Linked DNA regions of Homo sapiens: region 2 is linked to region 1. The links are chromatin loops, found by intact Hi-C in ENCODE. Cell type or tissue: GM12878. All regions are shown on one strand. Links, peaks and the distances in the headings refer to the core of each region. The heading gives the core; the rest is flanking DNA. Region 1 holds the start of ZNF25 (zinc finger protein 25). Region 2 overlaps ZNF33A (zinc finger protein 33A).

Region 1 (8,385 bases), core at 2,016-4,515:
TTCACCAGTGACTTCAAATTGCTACTTCTCTTGGAACTTACTAACTTCTAAAAATTAAGAGTGGACTTTCAGTAAATTTGAAATGAAACTTTTAACATATGGCACACCAAATATCCATGACACCAAATTCCAGGAGCCCCACAGGGATAGTTTATAGCCACCCTTAGGAGAGAGAGACCTCAAGACCAAATTAGAAAGAAAAGAAAAAAAGGTATATATATATGTCCACACTGTTTTGTTTTCAATGAAAATTTTAACATATACTAAATTCTCATGTATATTTGGATCTTCTGTGCTTTTTCGAAACTAGCATCAAACTTAAATTACTTTTTATTTCATTGATTTATTTTTTGAGACACAGACTCACTGTGTTGCCAGGCTGGATTTCAGTGGCACGATCTTGGCCCACTGTAACCTCTGCCTCCCAGGTTCAAGTGATTCTCCTGCCTCAGCCTCCCGAGTAGCTGGGACTGCAGGCATGCACCACCATGCCCAGCTAATTTTTGTATTTTTAGTAGAGACAGGGTTTCACCATGTTGGCCAGGATATTCTCGATCTCTTGACCTCGTGATCCTCCCACCTCAGCCTCCCAAAGTGCTGGGATTACAGGGGTGAGCTACCACGCCCAGCCTTAAATTACTTTTTAAATTTGCATTTTCAAAAAAAGTTCTGTCAATGAAAAAAGTCAACTCTGTAAAATATTTAAAGAGATTTATTCTGAGCCAAATGTGAGTGATCATGGACCTTGACACAGCCCTCTGGATGTCATGAGAACATGCGCCCAAGGTGGTTGGGGGTGCAGGTTGATTTTATACATTGTAGGAGGGCATGAGACATCAATCAAATACATTTAAGGAATACATTGGTTTGTTCCAGGAAGGCAGGACAACTTGAAGGGTGGGGGTGCTTCCAGGCTACAGGTAAATTTAACCATTTTCTAGTTGACAATTGGTTGAATTTTTGTCTAAGGAGCTGGGATCAATAGAAAGGAAATGTTCAGGTTAAGATAAAAGGTTGTGGAGACCAAAGTTCTTTTGAAGTCTCATAGTGGCTATCCTTGAAAACAAGAGATGACAGATGTTTCCTATTCAGACCCTTTAAAAGGTGCTAGACTCTCAGTCAATCTATTCAGAATTAGAAGGGCCTGGAAGGAAAAGGCCTAGCTATGTTAGTTAATAGAGATTATTTAGAGATGCAAATTTTCCCACAAAGGACGGCTTGCAGGGCCATTTCAAAATGTGACAAACATGTTTTTGGGGTAAAATGTTTTTATTTTCTTCCTTGTCTCATAATGTTATGCCAGAGTCTGGTTGGAAAGTAAGTCACATTTTATGGGGTTAAATAAAACCCATCTGATATGAATTTATGGTTTGTAGGGCATAACTCCTCAGACCCCTTAGATAGAAATTTGGATAAGATAAAAAAAATCAGAGTTTAGTCTTCAGTTCCTTGCTATTCCCTGAGGTTGTTTCCTGAGGAAGTTAAAAATTATTTTATCAAGTAAAACAAAACTAAGCTCCCCGTTAAGATTTTTTAATTTAAATTTTGATTGAAATTGTGTTAAATTTTATAGTTTCTCTAAGGGTAAATATAAATATAAAAATTTGGGCTGGGCGCAGTGGCTCACGCCTGTAATCCCAGCACTTTGGGAGGCTGAGGCAGGTGGATCACGAAGTCAGGAGCTCAAGACCACCTTGGCCAAGATGGTGAAATCCCGTCTCTACTAAAAATACAAAAAAAATTAGCCAGGCGTGGTGGTGGGCGACTGTAATCCCAGCTACTCAGGAGGCTGAAGCAGAGAATTCCTTGAACCTGGGAGGCAGAGGTTGCAGTGAGCCGGGATCATGCCACTGCATCCCAGTCTGGGTGACAAAGCCAGACTCTGTCTCAAAGAAAAAAATAAAACAACTGAATTTTCCTTCTTGCAAAAAGGGAAAAAGACCTTTACTCCTCTCTTTTCTTACAGCATTTCCTTAAGAAAACTTGTAATTGTAAATCCCTTCTCTGTCCCTGTGAGATATAGCAAAACTTTTTAAAAAGTAAATAAGCTTCTTGCTAGTTTAACAACCCAGGAAGGTCTTTCTTAATGGCCTTGGGTCATGTCTTTGAAATGTAAGCATCAAGGAAGATTGCACCCCATCTCCCTGCCTCTGTGGTAAACTCCTAGGCTCCTGGCTACCCGCGGTTAACTACCTGCGTGTCATAGAGATACCAGAAACTTTACTTTTCATTTGCATAATGGCAATTAACTAACACTGATGGCTACCCTAATTATCAGGTGAATTTCAGATGAATTATGCATAGCAAATGTTGCTGTACAGTCATCTTACTTGAGGACAAGTTATTTTTACCTTGAGGAAATAGAATGCGTTGTACCAGACCGGCTAATACAAAAAATGATAGTTCTTCCTGTCTTCATAAACTCATTAGTGGGTTGCCTGTGACGCACATCGCAGTCTGGTTTAATGTTTATTCAATAATGTAACTGTTTTGTTCTTTTCTCCATCTGTGGAGAGAATTTTCTGGGTTGGCAAGAGGCTTTATTTTAAATTATTTCCTCAATACTTCCCATCCAGAAAGGTGGTGTGTGTGTGTGTATTATGTGCGCATATTTTTATATGTATATATATGTGTGTTTATACACATGACAATATATACGTTTTTTTCTAGATGATTCTACATGTTTTAATGTAATAAAGTTATTGACCAGGAAATATATAATTTGTTTTACATATACAGCCAAGTCCTCTCTCTGTATCCGCGGGGGATTAGTACCAGGACCTCCCTGGATTACTCAAATCCAGGGATGTTCAAGTCTCTGGTAGAAAATAACCTGATATTTGCATAACCTACACACCTCCTCCTGTATATTTTAAATTATGTCTAGATTAATTGTACACCTAACACAATGTAAATACTATGTAAATAGTTTTATTGTATTGTTTAGGGTATAATGACAAGGGGGAAACTTTGTACATGTTCAGTAAGATAGAATTTTTAAGTATTTTCATTCTGAGCTTAGTTGAATCCATAGATATGCACCCCCAGGATAAGGAGGGATGACTATATATATTCCTTAGTGAAATGATAGTCATGATACTCTATACCATTAGGTTAAAATTTGTGTAAATTCATGAGAAGGATGTTCACCTAACATTAAGCGCTTTTGCTTTTGGGAAGTGGTATACTCGTTTTCTGTTTTAGCTTATACATATTTTGTAGTTTATTACGTTTCGCGTACCGTTTGCACAATTGTGAAAGCTAGCATTCCTAAGAGGAAGCGGTTACAGGGCATTATCCTTCATTACTCCACGTACTCCTGTACCCACGGAGTTCAATCACTTTAACAAAACTGCCCATCAGTGTTCCTTGGAGCACCTCACGGTGGATTTCTGTCTTCAAGCCCAGACGTGCAGGGTGCAGCTCTCCGGCCATCACTGAGCAAGGACAGCGCCCTCTCCCGGAAACCCGACAGCAATCACTCAGGCCGCTGGAGGCGGCCGCGCCTCACGACGTCATCCAAGATGGAGTCGCAGCCGGGCCTTCTGGGAAGCGTAGTTCTGGAGTAGGGCTAGGGAAACGTTCTGCGCATGTGCAGTGTCTTCTTTCTGGCATTGGCGTTTTTTTGGTCTTACGCCCTAGGGTGGGGAGAGGACTCCGGTGCCTCCGGGTCTGGGCTGGGCCGCAAAGGGCGGGGCCTGGGCCCGGCGCGGGCCGGGAGCAGAGGCCGAGACCCTGCAGGTGTGTCGAAGGCTTTTGCGGGCGGGCAGGGCCTGGGAGGCGGGGTCTCGAGCCTGGAAGCCGCCTCCTGGCCCCGGAGCGGCCTCCGCGGAGGGCCCTGGGTGGGAGCCGCCTGGTGGGGAGGTTGGCTGGCTGCGCTGGCGCCCCTGCCCGGAATGGCGTTTGCGCGACCTGCTTGAGGGGCGGCCAGAGGAGGCCTGCGGTGCTGGGCAGTGGGCGCCCGGAGCAGCCGCATTGTGTGACGTGACCGGAGCCGCCATGTGAGGCGCGCTGGCCGCTGCAGACGCGGCGCTCCAAAGCCGCAGGGACGTGGGCTCTGGTCCAGCGTCTGTAGGTGGTCCCAGTGCGGCTCGACGCGCATCTGGCAAATGATGGGGGCCTTTGGGTACTGAATAGGGTAATAGATGTAAAGTATGATACAGGACTCAATAAAGGTGAGCTGCTTCTATTATTACAAAACATGCTGTTTTCATTATTGGCTCATTTAATCATCGTAACCATCCTTTCGACTTAACCATCTCTATTAAAATAAATGTGACTATTAAAGATTCAGAGAGAGAAATCCGTTTACCCACAGTATTAGCAGGTGGGATGTAAATCCTCACTTTTTCCTCTGAGTTAATGCGCCTTGCCACACTAAAATCCAGTCTTGACTTGTATTTAGCACAGCATTTGCCCCTTGAGCACCACCAGAACGTAGCTGTGTGGTGTACTTGAACCCAGTCTCAACCAGGTAGTGTTCTGTTTCCAAAAATGCTTGGGGAATCTTCAGAGCACTTGAGTCAAAAGGTGAATTATTTAAGGCCTTCCTGCATCCTCCAACCTTAGTCTCTTCTCAGAGGACTGTGAAACGTGTAAATTGAAACCACAATTTGAGCCCTCAATTTTGCATTTTACAGGAGAAGCTGGGAATCCCATCCAGCCCAGAGGCTAGTTTCTAAAGACAGGAAATGGGACAAAAAATTTTTTTAAAGATGAAAACTGCAGTTCATCAGTTCCTCCATTTTATGGTGGTGATCTTATAATGCCTCTCATTGGCTGATAACTGAGCTTAGGCATTTCGTAAGCACCATGCTAGCTGGAAGTGGTTTTTGCTGCTTATTTTAGTTTTTTTTTTTGGTACATAATGTACATATTTGTGGGGTACATGTGATATTTTGATATATGCATACAATGTGTCATGATCAAATCGGGGTAATTACAATATCCACCGCCTCATTTATCATTTCTTTGTGTTGCAAATATTCGAAATCTTCTAGCTATTCTGATAGCTAATAAATTATTGCTAACACTTGTAACCATACTGTGCTATTGAACACTAGGACTTAATCCTTCTACCTAACTGTATTTTTGTACCCATTAACCAACCTCTCTTCATTCCTCACTCCCTACTTCCCTTCGCAGCCTCTGGTAACCATCATTCTACATCGTATCTTCATGAGATCAACTATCTTAGCTCCTGCGTATGAGTGAGAACATGATATTTGTCTTTCTGTGCCTGGCTTATTTCATGTAACATAATGCCCTCCAGTTCCATCTTTGTTGCTGCAATGACAAAATTTCCTTCTTTTTATGTCTGAATAATATTCCATTGTGTATATATACCACAATTTTCATTATCTATTCATGCATTGATGGGTACTTAGGTGGATTCTGTATCTAGACTATTGTGAATAGTGCTGCGATAAAAATGGGAGTGCAGAGATATCTTCAATATACGGATTTCCCTTCTTTTGGATATATATATAGCAGTGAGATTGCTAGATCATATGGTAATTCTGTTTTCAATTTTTTGAGGAACCTCCATACTGTTTTCCACAGTGGCTGTACTAGTTTACATTGCCACCAAGGTTGTATGAGGGTTCTCCTTTCTCTATATCCCAGCATTTGTTATTTTTTTGCCTTTTTTATAATAGCTGTTTTAAGGGGTAAAATGATATCCCATTATGGTTTTGATTTGCATTTGTCTGATGATTAATGATGTTGAAGATTTTATCGTATACCTATTGGCCATTTGTATGTCTTCTATTGTGGAATGTCTGTTCAGATCATTTGCTCAATTTTTTTAAATCAAATTTTTTGTTTTCTGACTGTTGAGTTCCTTGTATATTCTGGTTATTAATTCCTTGTCAGATGGGTAGTTTGCAAATATTTTCTCCTATTCTTTGGGTGTCTTTTCACTGTTATTGCTTACTTTGCTGTGCTGAAACTTTTTCGTTTGATGTAATCCCATTCATCTATTTTTGCCTTTGTTGCTTGTGCTTTTGAGGTCTTACCAAAAAATTTTTGCCGAGAACAATGTTCTGAAGCATTTCCAAATGTTTTCTTCAAGTAGTTTCATAGTTTCAGGTCATACATTTAACTCTTTAATCCACTATCATTTGATTTTTGCATATGATGAGAGACAGGGGTTTAGTTTCATTCTTCTGCGTATGGATATCCAGTTTTCTCAGCACCATTTATTGAAGAAACTGTCATTTCTCCAATGTATGTTCTTAGTGCCTTTGTCAAAAATGAAATTGGCTATAAATGCATGTATTTATTTCTCAATTCTCTTTTTCATTGATCTATGTGTCTCTTTTTATGCCAGTAACCTACTGTTTTGTTTACTATAGCTTTATAGTATATTTTGAAGTCTGGTAGTACAATGCCTCCACCTTTGTTCTTTTTGCACAAAATTGCTTTGGCTACTCGGGGTCTTTGGTGGTTCCATATAAATTTTAGGATTTTTTTTCCTATTTCTGTGAAGAATGTCATTGGTATTTGGATATGGATTGCATTTAATCTGTAGACTGCTTTTAGTACTATGGACATTTTAACAATATTAATTCTGCCAGTCCATGAGCATGGGATATCTTTCCATTTTAATATCATTCATCAGTGTTTTATACTCTTTTTTTTTTTTTTTTGAGACAAGGGCTCAGTTTGGTGCAATCTTGGCTCACTGCAACCTCTGTCTCCCAGGGTCAAGCGATTCTCCTGCCTCAACCTCCCGAGTAGCTGGGATTATAGGAGTGCACCACCATACCTGTGTAATTTTTTTTGTATTTTTAGTGGAGACAGGGTTTTGCCACATTGGCCAGTCTGATTTTGAACTCCTGACCTCAGGTGATCCACCTGCCTACACCTCCCAAAGTGTTGGGATTACAGGTGTGAGCCACAGTGCCCAGCCTGTTTTATACTTTTAATCATAGGATCTTTTACATTTTTGGTTAAATTTATTCCTAGGTGTTGGGGTTTTTTTGGTAGCTGTTGTAAATGGGATTGCTTTCTTGATTTGTTTTTCAGATTGTTCACTGTTGGTGTATGGAAATGCTACTGATTTTTTTTTTTTTTTGAGATAGAGTTTTGCTCTTGTTGCCTAGGCTGGAGTGCAGTGGCATGATCTTGGCTCACTGCAACCTCCGCCTCCTGGATTCAAGCAATTCTCCTGCCTCAGCCTCCCGAGTAGCTGGGATTACAGGCATGCGCCACCACACCTGGCTAATTTTGTACTTTTAGTAGTGACTGGTTTTTCTCCCTGTTGGTCAGGCTGGTCTTGAACTCCCAACCTCAGGTGATTCACCCACCTTGGCCTCCCAAAATGCTGGGATTACAGGCGTGAGCCACCGTGCCTGGCCTGCTACTGGTTTTCTAATGTTGATTTTGTATCCTGCAGCTTTACTGAGTTCATGTATCAGTTCTACCAGTTTTTTCGGTGGAGTCTTTATGTTTTTCTAAATATAGGGTCATGTCATCTGTGAACAAAGATAATTTGATTTTTTCTTTCCAATTTGGATGCCCTGCATGGTTTCTGCTGCTTATGAAAAGGACCTTAGGATTATGACGTAGTTGCCTTTTGCTACCTATATGAAGTGCTTGTTTGAGAATTATGATGATTAACTGTTATTTTAGAAGGTAGATTTGTGTCACTGTCAGCAGATTAGATTCTCAAGTCAGAGTTCATCAGGGCCTAATTAAATTTTACCTTAGGCCCAGCCCAAGTTTTGAGGGCACAGTGCATTGCAGGTACTGTCTGTATTGGTGATCCTGGGTGAAGATATATAGAAGTAGAATGGTACATGAAGGGTTGTGCAAGATTATCTAATTCCTACTCATTTTGAAGACAAAAGCATTGAAACTAAGACAATCACTAAGTTTATTAATAGCAGAGCCTAGAGTAGAACTGAGTCTTTAAGTTCATTATATCATATTTATATCAAAAGAAGGTTCTTGGAGAAATGGTTTCTGAGAAACTGCAATTTAGGGAGAAGAAATGTCTTATGTTTGAGAACTTTGAAAATTCAGACTTTCTAACCTTGGGTTTATAATAGAAAAAAATGGTTATGATATGTAACTTAATTACCTTTTATGTGCCAATAAATATATCTCTTCAACATCATTTCTAGTGTCAGCAAAGGGCTCCATACTTTGGATATATTATACATGTTATTTAATCAGTCATTATTGGATATTTAAGTTTTCGATTCTTTTGTGTTATTCAGAAAACAGAAACATAATTTTCAAAGCAACCAATAGGAAAGAAATGTGTAGATTCACTAAAAAATGTCCCAGGCTCATCAACATTAATATCAGAGTCAGAAGTGGACAGGTGGGTGCTACTTCATCATGGTCCTTACTATGCTTTCTAATGGGTCAAAGGGA
Region 2 (8,385 bases), core at 2,317-4,816, 48 kb before region 1:
TCATGCCTGTAATTCCAGCACTTTGGGAGGCCGAGATGGGTGGATCACTTGAGGCCAGGAGCTCAAGACCAGCCTGGCCAACACAGCAAAACTCCATCTCTACTAAAGACACAAAAATTAGCTGGATGTGGTGGCACGTGCCTGTAGTCCCAGCTACTTGGGAGGCTGAGGCATGAGAATCACTTGAACCCAGGAGAAGGAGGTTGCAGTGAGCCAAGATCGTACCACTGCACCCCAGCCTGGGCAACAGAGCAAGACTTTTGTCTCGAAAAAAAAAAAAATCAACAAAACACAAAGAAGACAGTAATAAAAGGAATATGAGACCAAAGAAGGTATACAACATACAGAAAACAAAATGCAGTATGGCAGAAGCACTGCCTTGTTGGTGATTAGTTTAAATGATAATTGATTGAATGTACCAATCAGAAGGCAGAGGCTGGCAGAATGGATTTTATTTTATTTTATTTTATTTATTTATTTATTTTAGACAGGATCTTGCTCTGTCACCTAGGCTGGAGTGCAGTGACACAAACATGACTCACTGCAGCCTTGACTTCCTGGGCTCAAGGGATCCTCCTCCCTCATCCTCCCAAGTAGCTGGAACCACAAGCGCATACCACCACACCCAACTATTTATTTTATTTTTTTGTAGAAACAGAGTCTCACTTTGTAGACCAGGCTAGTCTCCAACTCCTGGGCTCAAGAGATCCTCCCAAAGTGCTGGGATTACAGGTGTGAACCACCCAGCTTCAGAATAGATTTTTTAAAATCATGATCAAACTACACATTGTCCAAAACAAACTGACTTTAGATCCAAAGACACAAATAAATTAAAACTGAAAGGCTGATAAAAGATATTCCATGAAAATAGCCACCAAAAGGGAACTGGGGTGGCTATACTAATTTCACCCAAAATAGATTAAGTCATAAGCTGTTACAAGGGACAAAGAAGGATACTATATATGAATAAAGGGTCGTTCCATCAATAAGATATAAAAAGTATAACTATGTGTGTACCAAGCAGCATCCTGAAACATGTAAAGCAAACACTGACAGAATGCAAGGGAGAAACTGACAGTTCTTACAGTTAACAGTTTTAGACTGAGGCTGGGCATAGTGGATAGCACCTGTAATCCCAGAGGTTTGGGAGGCCAAGGTGGATCACTTGATGCCAGGAGTCCAAGATCAGCATGAGCAACATGCCGTTTCCACCAAAAAAAAAAAAAGATAGCTGGGCATAGTGGGCATGGTGGTATACAGCTGTAGTCCCCTCAGCAGGATGAATGGGGAGGATCACTTGAGCCTGGAAGTTCAAGGCTGCAGTGAGCCGTAATTGTACCACTGCACTACAGCCTGGGCAAGAGTGAGACTCTGTCTCTTAAAAAAAAAATACAAATGCAAATGAATAAATGAATGAATGAATGATGCATATGAATACAGATACAAAGCTATACACACACACACAAAAATTCCAGTAAAATATATTTAATGGTATATTAAGAGGACTAATTTATCCTGGAAATGCCTGTGTGGTTCAACATAAGAAAATCAATGTTAAAAAAAAAAAGAAAAGAAAATGAACAAGAACAAAGTCAGAAGACTCAAAATCTCCAATTTCACAACTTATTAGAAAGCTACAGTAATCCAAACAGTGTGGTCATGGCATTGGTATAGACAGACAAATGGAATGCAAGTGAGAGCCCAAAAATACACTACCTATGGTCAACTGATTTTTGACAAGGGTGTCAATTCTATTCACTGGGAGAAAGAAAAGCCTTTTCTTTCAGTTGATGCAGGCCAAATATTGTCACACTACTGACAGGAAATATTCACAACAGTCATACTCACAGAGACAAAATAGATTAGAGGTTGCCACAGACTGGTCGGAAGGGGGAATGAGTAGTTACCGCTTAATGGCGACAGTTTCTGTTTGGAATGATGACAAATGACCAAAAAAATGATGCTGGGTCAACTGGATTTCCACAAGAAAATAAAGTGAGAAAATAAAGTTAGATCCCTACTTAAAATGTTTAGAAGAAAACATAAGGAAAACTTTGGGTTTGCTGATGGATTCTTACCTATGACATAAAATGCACGAGCAACAAAAGAAAAAGTAAGTTAAGGCTGGGTGCAGTGGCTCACGCCTGTAATCCCAGCACTTTGGGAGGTCAAGGCGGGTGGATCACCTGAGGTCAGGTGTTCAAGCCTGGCCAACATGGTGAAACCCCGTCTCTACTAAAACCACAAAAATTAGCCAGGCATGGTGGCATGTGCCTGTAGTCCCAGCTACTCGGGAAGCTGAGTCAGAAGAATCACTTGAACCCAGGAGGCGGAGGTTGTGGTGAGCCGAGATCGCACCACTGCACTCCAGTCTGGGCGACAGGGTAAGACTCTGTTTCAAAAACAAATTATCTATCTATCTATCTATCTACACATTAAAAATAATTCAGTGGTACCCCAAAAAGCTAAAAGAAATACTTTGATAAAAGAATTCTACTCCTAGGTTTATATCCAAAAGAACTGAATACAGGAACTTGAGCAGATAATGATATGCCAGTGTTCACTGAAGCATTATTCACAACAGCCAAAAGGTGTATGACCCAAGTGTATATCAACAGATGAATGGATTAAACAGCCAGAAAAGAAAGTCTTGATACTTGTTACAATACAGTTGAAAGCTGAAAGCATCATGCTAAGTGAAATAAGGCAGACATGAAAGGCCAAATGTTGTCACACTACTGACATGAAATATTCACAACAGTCAAAACTCACAGAGACAAACTAGATAAGGGGTTACCATAGGCTGGCAGGAGGGGGGAATGAGTAGTTACTGCTTAATAGCAATAGGGTTTCTGTTTGAAATAATGAAAATCTATTAGAAATTGTGGTAATGGCTATACAACATTGTGAGTGTAATGCCACTGGACTGTTAAAATGGCAAATTTCATGATACATATATTTTACCACACACAAAACAAGATACGTTAAAATGCTCCAGCATCATTTGCTGAATACCTGGCTGAATTTCTTTTGCATTTTTGTCAACAGTTTGTCAAATGTCTTAGCTTCGGCTGCCATAACAAAATACCACAGACTGTGTGGCTTAAACAACAGAAGTTTATTTCCTCACGGTTCCAAATGCTGGAAGTCTGAGATCAGGACGCCAGCATGGCCAGGGCCTGGTGAGGGCCTCTTCCTAGCTTGCAGAAGGCCACTGCATATTCACATCGCCTTTCCTCTATGCACATGGTGAGTGAGCAAGCTCTCACTTCCTCTTCCTGTAAGGCACTAACCTCATCTTGAGGGCCCCACTCTCATGACTTAATCTAACCCTAATTACCTGCCAAGGGCTGCATATCTCCAAACACCACCACACTTGGGGTGAGGGCTCCAACATATGAATTCTGGGGAGACATGAACATATAGTCTATATAACAGCATAATCAATGTTGAGGTTTTCCATTCTTTTCCATCATTCTATATGTATGTTCTACCAATGTGTATATTCTACCAACATCCTGTCCTCTTGATTATTATAGCTATTAATATATACATACAGTAGTCACTCCTTATCCAAGGGAAGTACATTCCAAGACACCCAGCGGAAGCCTGAAACCTCAGATAGTATTGAGCCCTATAAATACTATGTTTTTTCCTAAATATACAAACCTATGATAAAGTTTAATTTATAAATTAGGGACAGGGAAAGATTAACAAGATCATAAAATAGAAAAGTTATAACAATATGCTATCATCACTACTCTGGCACTTCAGGGCCATTATTAAGTAAAATAAGGGTTACCTGAACACATATTGTGACAATAAATAATCAAGACAGTTACTAAGTAATTAACTCATGGGTAGCATATACAGCCTGGGTATGCTAGACATAGGGTTGATTCATGTCCTGGGACAGGACAGTGCAAAATTTCATCATGCTACTCACAACAGTGTGCAACTTAAAACTGAGGAATTATTTATTTCTGAAGTTTCCTATTTAATATTTTTGAACCACAGCTGGCCTCAGGTAACTGAAACTGCAGAAAGCAAAACCACAGAAAAGGGGAGACTAATGTAATAAGCCTTAACACTGGATACAATAATTCCTACTATTCTTTTTCTCAAAACTTTTGAGAAAAATTTTCCCAAATTGTTTCAACTGTTTATGACTTTGACTGTTTATGCAAATTTTGGAATAAGTTTATTTAAAGCTGAGAAAAACCTTACTGGAATCTTGACAGGAATGCCATTAAACCTACAGATCAATTTGGAGAGAACTGGCATACTTACTAAGTTGAGTTTTCCAATCTATCAAGAGACCATGTGTCTTCATTTATTTCTATTATTTCTTTCATCAGCATTTTGTAATTTTCAGCACAAAAGTCCTATACATATTTTGTTCAATTTATACCAAACTATTTAATTTTCTATGGAATAAGTGGTATTATGTTTTTAATTTAGATTTCCATATGTTCATTGTTAGTAGAGAGAAATTGATTATATGTGTTCATCTTGGATCCTGAAACTTTTTGGAAATCATTCATTCTTTCTGGGAGGTTTACATTTTTTCTTTTTTTTTTTTTTTTTTGTTTTGTTTTTGAGACGGAGTTTCACTCTTGTTGCCCAAGCTGGTATGCAATGGCGTGATCTCGGCTCACCGTAACCTCCACCTTCCAGGTTGAAGCAATTCTCCTGCCTCCCACGTAGCTGGGATTACAGGCATGCACCACCACACCCGGCTAATTTTGTATTTTTAGTAGAGATGGGGTTTCTCCATATTGGTCAGGCTGCTCTTGAACTCCCGATCTCAGGTGATCCACCTGCCTCAGCCTCCCAAAGCGCTGGGATTATAGGCATGAGCCACTGCGCCTGGCCTGAGGTTTTTTTCTAAGATTCCTTGTAATATTCTACGTATACAATCATGTCATATGTAAATATAAAGTTTTATTTCTTCTCTACGTGTATGACTTCTATTTCACTTTCTTGCCTCATTGTGCTTGATAGAAGTTACAGTACTACAATGAATAAGAGTGGCAGGAGCAAACATCCTTGCCTTGTTCCCAGTTTTACAGGGAAAGCATTCATCTTACCAGCAAATATATTTGCTATAAATATTTTGTGCATGTTCATTCATCAAATTGAGGAAGATCCTCTCAATGTCTAGTATGGAGAGTTTTTATCATGGATGGATATTGCATTTTGTCAAATCCTTTCTCTATTATTAACTGATGTTATGTAATTTTTCTTCTTTAGCCTATGCTGGGTTAATTACATTGATCGATTTCTGAATGTTGAACCAGCCTTGCTTGTATAACTCAAATAAATCCCACTTGGTTATTATGGTGTATACTTTTTACATGACTGTTTTCTATTTGCTAGTATTTTGTTAAAGATTTTTGCTACTAAATTTATGAGAGGTATATGTCTGTAGTTGTATTATTTTTGTACTGTCTGTATGATTTTGGCATCAAAATAATTTTTTAAATGTGTTAAGAAATGTTCCCTCTTGGCCGGGTGCGGTGGCTCACACCTGTAATCCCAGCACTTTGGGAGACCAACGTGGACAGATCATGAGGTCAGGAGTTGGAGAACAGCCTGGCCAATATGGTGAAACCCCGTCTCTACTAAAAATACAGAAATTAGCCGAGTGTGGTGGCATGTGCCTGCAGTCCCAGCTACTTGGGAGGCTGACGCAGGAGAATCATCTGAACCCGGGAGGCAGAGGTTGCGGTGAGCCGAGATTACACCACTGCACTCCAGCCTGGGTGACTGAGCAAGACTCCATCTAATTAAATAAATAAAATAAATATTCCCACTTCTATTTTCTGAGGACATTGTGTAAAATCATCATTAATTCTTGTGTAAATGTTTGGTAGAATTCTCTAGTGAGGACTACAACTCTCTTGTACTTGGAAATTGGTTTTTTGGAGGTTTTTAAAATTTAAATTATTTGATTCAAATTATGTCAACCTTTATGAAAACCTATGGGTCATTCAAATTATCTATATCACCCTGACTGAGTTGTAATAGTTTGTGGTTTCTGAAGAACTGGTACATTTCTTCCATGTTGTCATTTTTTTTTTTTTTTTTTTTTGAGACAGAGTTTTGCTCTGTTGCCCAGGCTAGAGTACAATGGAGCAGTATCAGCTCACTGAAACCTCCCACTCCCTGGGTTCAAGCCATTCTCCTACCTCAGCCTCCTGAGTAGCTGGGACTACAGGCGTGCACCACCACACCAGACTAATTTTTGTATTTTTAGTAGAGACGGAGTTTCACCATGTTGGCCAGGGTGGTCACGAACTCTTGACCTCAGGTGATACACCCACCTTGGCCTCCCAAAGTGTTGGAATAACAGGCATGAGCCACCACACCTGGCCTATGTTGTCATATTTATAAACATAAAGTTGTTGACAAGATTCCCTTATTATACTGTTAAATGGATGGTGGAGTGATATTCCCTGTTTCATTCCAGATATTGATGATTTGTCATCTCATTCTATATTTTAAATCAATATTGCTAGACGTTTATCAATTTTATTGATTTTTTCCCAAAGAACCCTATGTTTCATTAGTTTTCTCTACTTTTTCCTATTTTCAATTTTACTGATTTCTGCTTCCAGTGTTATTTTCGTCCTTCTACTTAACAGAGGTTTTATTTTGCTCTTTTCTAGTTTCTTAAGGTAGAAAGTCAATTATGGGTTTGCAACCTATCGTCTTGTCTACTGTCAGCATTTAGTGCCATAAATTTCTCTATCAGCACTGCTTTAGCTACCTCCCACATATATTGATACGGTATGGTCTCATTTTCATTAAGTCTATGCATTTCTACTATTGAATTTGAGGCCCCTTCTTCACTCCAGACTTTATTTAGAAGTCTGATGTTTAATTTCTAAATGATTAGATATTTTCCTATTGTCACTCTATTACTGATTTGTAGTTTGGTTTCATTATGGCCAGAAAACATACATACTCAGAATGATTTCAATTCTTTTAAATCTGCCAAGGCTTATTTATGGCCCAGAATATGGTCTATCTTTCTGAATATTCCATGGACACTTGAGAAAAAAATTTTATTTTGCTGTTGTTGGGCACTACTCTTTTTTTTTCTTTTCTTTTTTGAGACAGAGTCTTATTCTGTAACCCAAGCTTTGTAACACAATCTTGGCTCACTGCAACCTTCGCCTCCCAGTTCAAGCGATTCTCCTACCTCAGCTTCTTAAGTAGCTGGGACTACAGGCATGCGCCACCATGCCTGGCTAATTTTTGTATTTTTAGTAGAGACAGGGTTTCACCATGTTATCCAGGCTACTCTTGAATTCCTGACCTCATGGCTAGTAATTCTACCAATTGCTAACAGTGAAGTGATGAATTTTCCAAATACAATTAAAAATGTGCTTTTCTCTTTTCAGCTCAATCAGTTTTGTTTTGTGTACTTTGAGGTTTGCTAGAGACACATTTAGGATCATTGCATTTTTGTTGGATTGATCCTTTTATCATTATATAATGTTCCTTTTGTCTAATAATTTTCTTTGCTCTGGAGTCTACTGTATTTGATATTAATAGTGTCACTCTGTTTTGATTAATGTTTGTACAGTTTATCTTTTTATATACTTTATCAACCTATGTTGTTCATTATGTTATGAGTTTCCTAAGAAAACATTTTTAGGATGGGTGGAGCAAGATGGTGGAATAGAGAACACCACCGATCATACCCACTCCCCCCGCAGGAAGACTAAGATTGGCAACTATCCACACAAAAGCAGCAGTTTCACAGGAACTAAAAGTCAGGTGAGCACTTACAGAGCATGGTTTTCACTTCATATGGCTGAAAGAGAACAGTTTGGAAGTTCCTGAAAAAACTAAAAATAGAGCTATCATATGATCCAGCAATCCCACTGCTAGGTATATGCCCAAAAGAAAAGAAATCAGTACATCAATGAGATATCTCTGCTCCCATGTTTACTGCAGCACTGTTCACAAGAGCTAAGATTTGGAATCAACCTAAGTGTCCATTCACAGATAAACAGATAAAGAAAATGTGGTACATATACACAATGGAGTACCATTCAGCCATAAAAGAGAATGAGAGATCCTGTCATATGCAACAACCTAGACGGAAATGGAAGCAGAATGTTAAATTTTGCATGTTCTCACTTATTTGTGAAAGCTAAAAATTAACATAACTGAACTCATGGAGGTGAGGTAGAAAGTAAAAGGACGGTTACCAGAGACTGGGAAAGGTAGTGGGGTGGGGTCGGGGGAAGGTGAGGATGGTTAAAGGGTAGAAAAAAACCTTTAGAAAGAATGAATAAGACCTAATATTTGCTAGCACAACAGGGTCACTATAGTCAAATTTAATTGTACATTTTGAAGTGACTAAAAGAG

What was found. Hi-C counts contacts between places; a loop is a spot of excess contacts. Peaks named below come from ENCODE experiments on the same cell type or tissue, not always from the same donor. Only the 100,000 strongest peaks of a DNase experiment are listed, where the experiment ranks them.
Region 2: it touches region 1 in a loop (2.8-fold over the local background); 63 of 110 quality-filtered maps call a loop at or near these places.

The regions. Positions count from the first base shown.
Region 1 is chr10:37,971,862-37,980,246 of GRCh38, reverse strand. It overlaps ZNF25 (zinc finger protein 25), which reads left to right and starts at 3,600. Exons shown (of 6, transcript NM_145011.4): 1 at 3,600-3,741. ZNF25-DT (ZNF25 divergent transcript) reads right to left here and starts at 3,492. Exons shown (of 6, transcript XR_930830.4): 1 at 3,242-3,492. RefSeq lists enhancers at 3,357-3,586, 4,627-4,716 and a silencer at 3,627-4,036. In GM12878, for the core only: CTCF peaks have their summits at 3,464 (motif pointing left) and 3,873 (motif pointing left); a DNase peak (open chromatin) is centred at 3,586; H3K4me3 peaks cover 1,350 bases; H3K27ac peaks cover 1,370 bases.
Region 2 is chr10:38,020,367-38,028,751 of GRCh38, reverse strand. The region is part of intron 4 of ZNF33A (zinc finger protein 33A); the gene reads right to left. Among named protein-coding and RNA genes, the nearest start is that of ZNF33A, 14 kb to the right of the region's middle. In GM12878, for the core only: no CTCF peak of the experiment used is centred there; a DNase peak (open chromatin) is centred at 3,261; H3K27ac peaks cover 797 bases.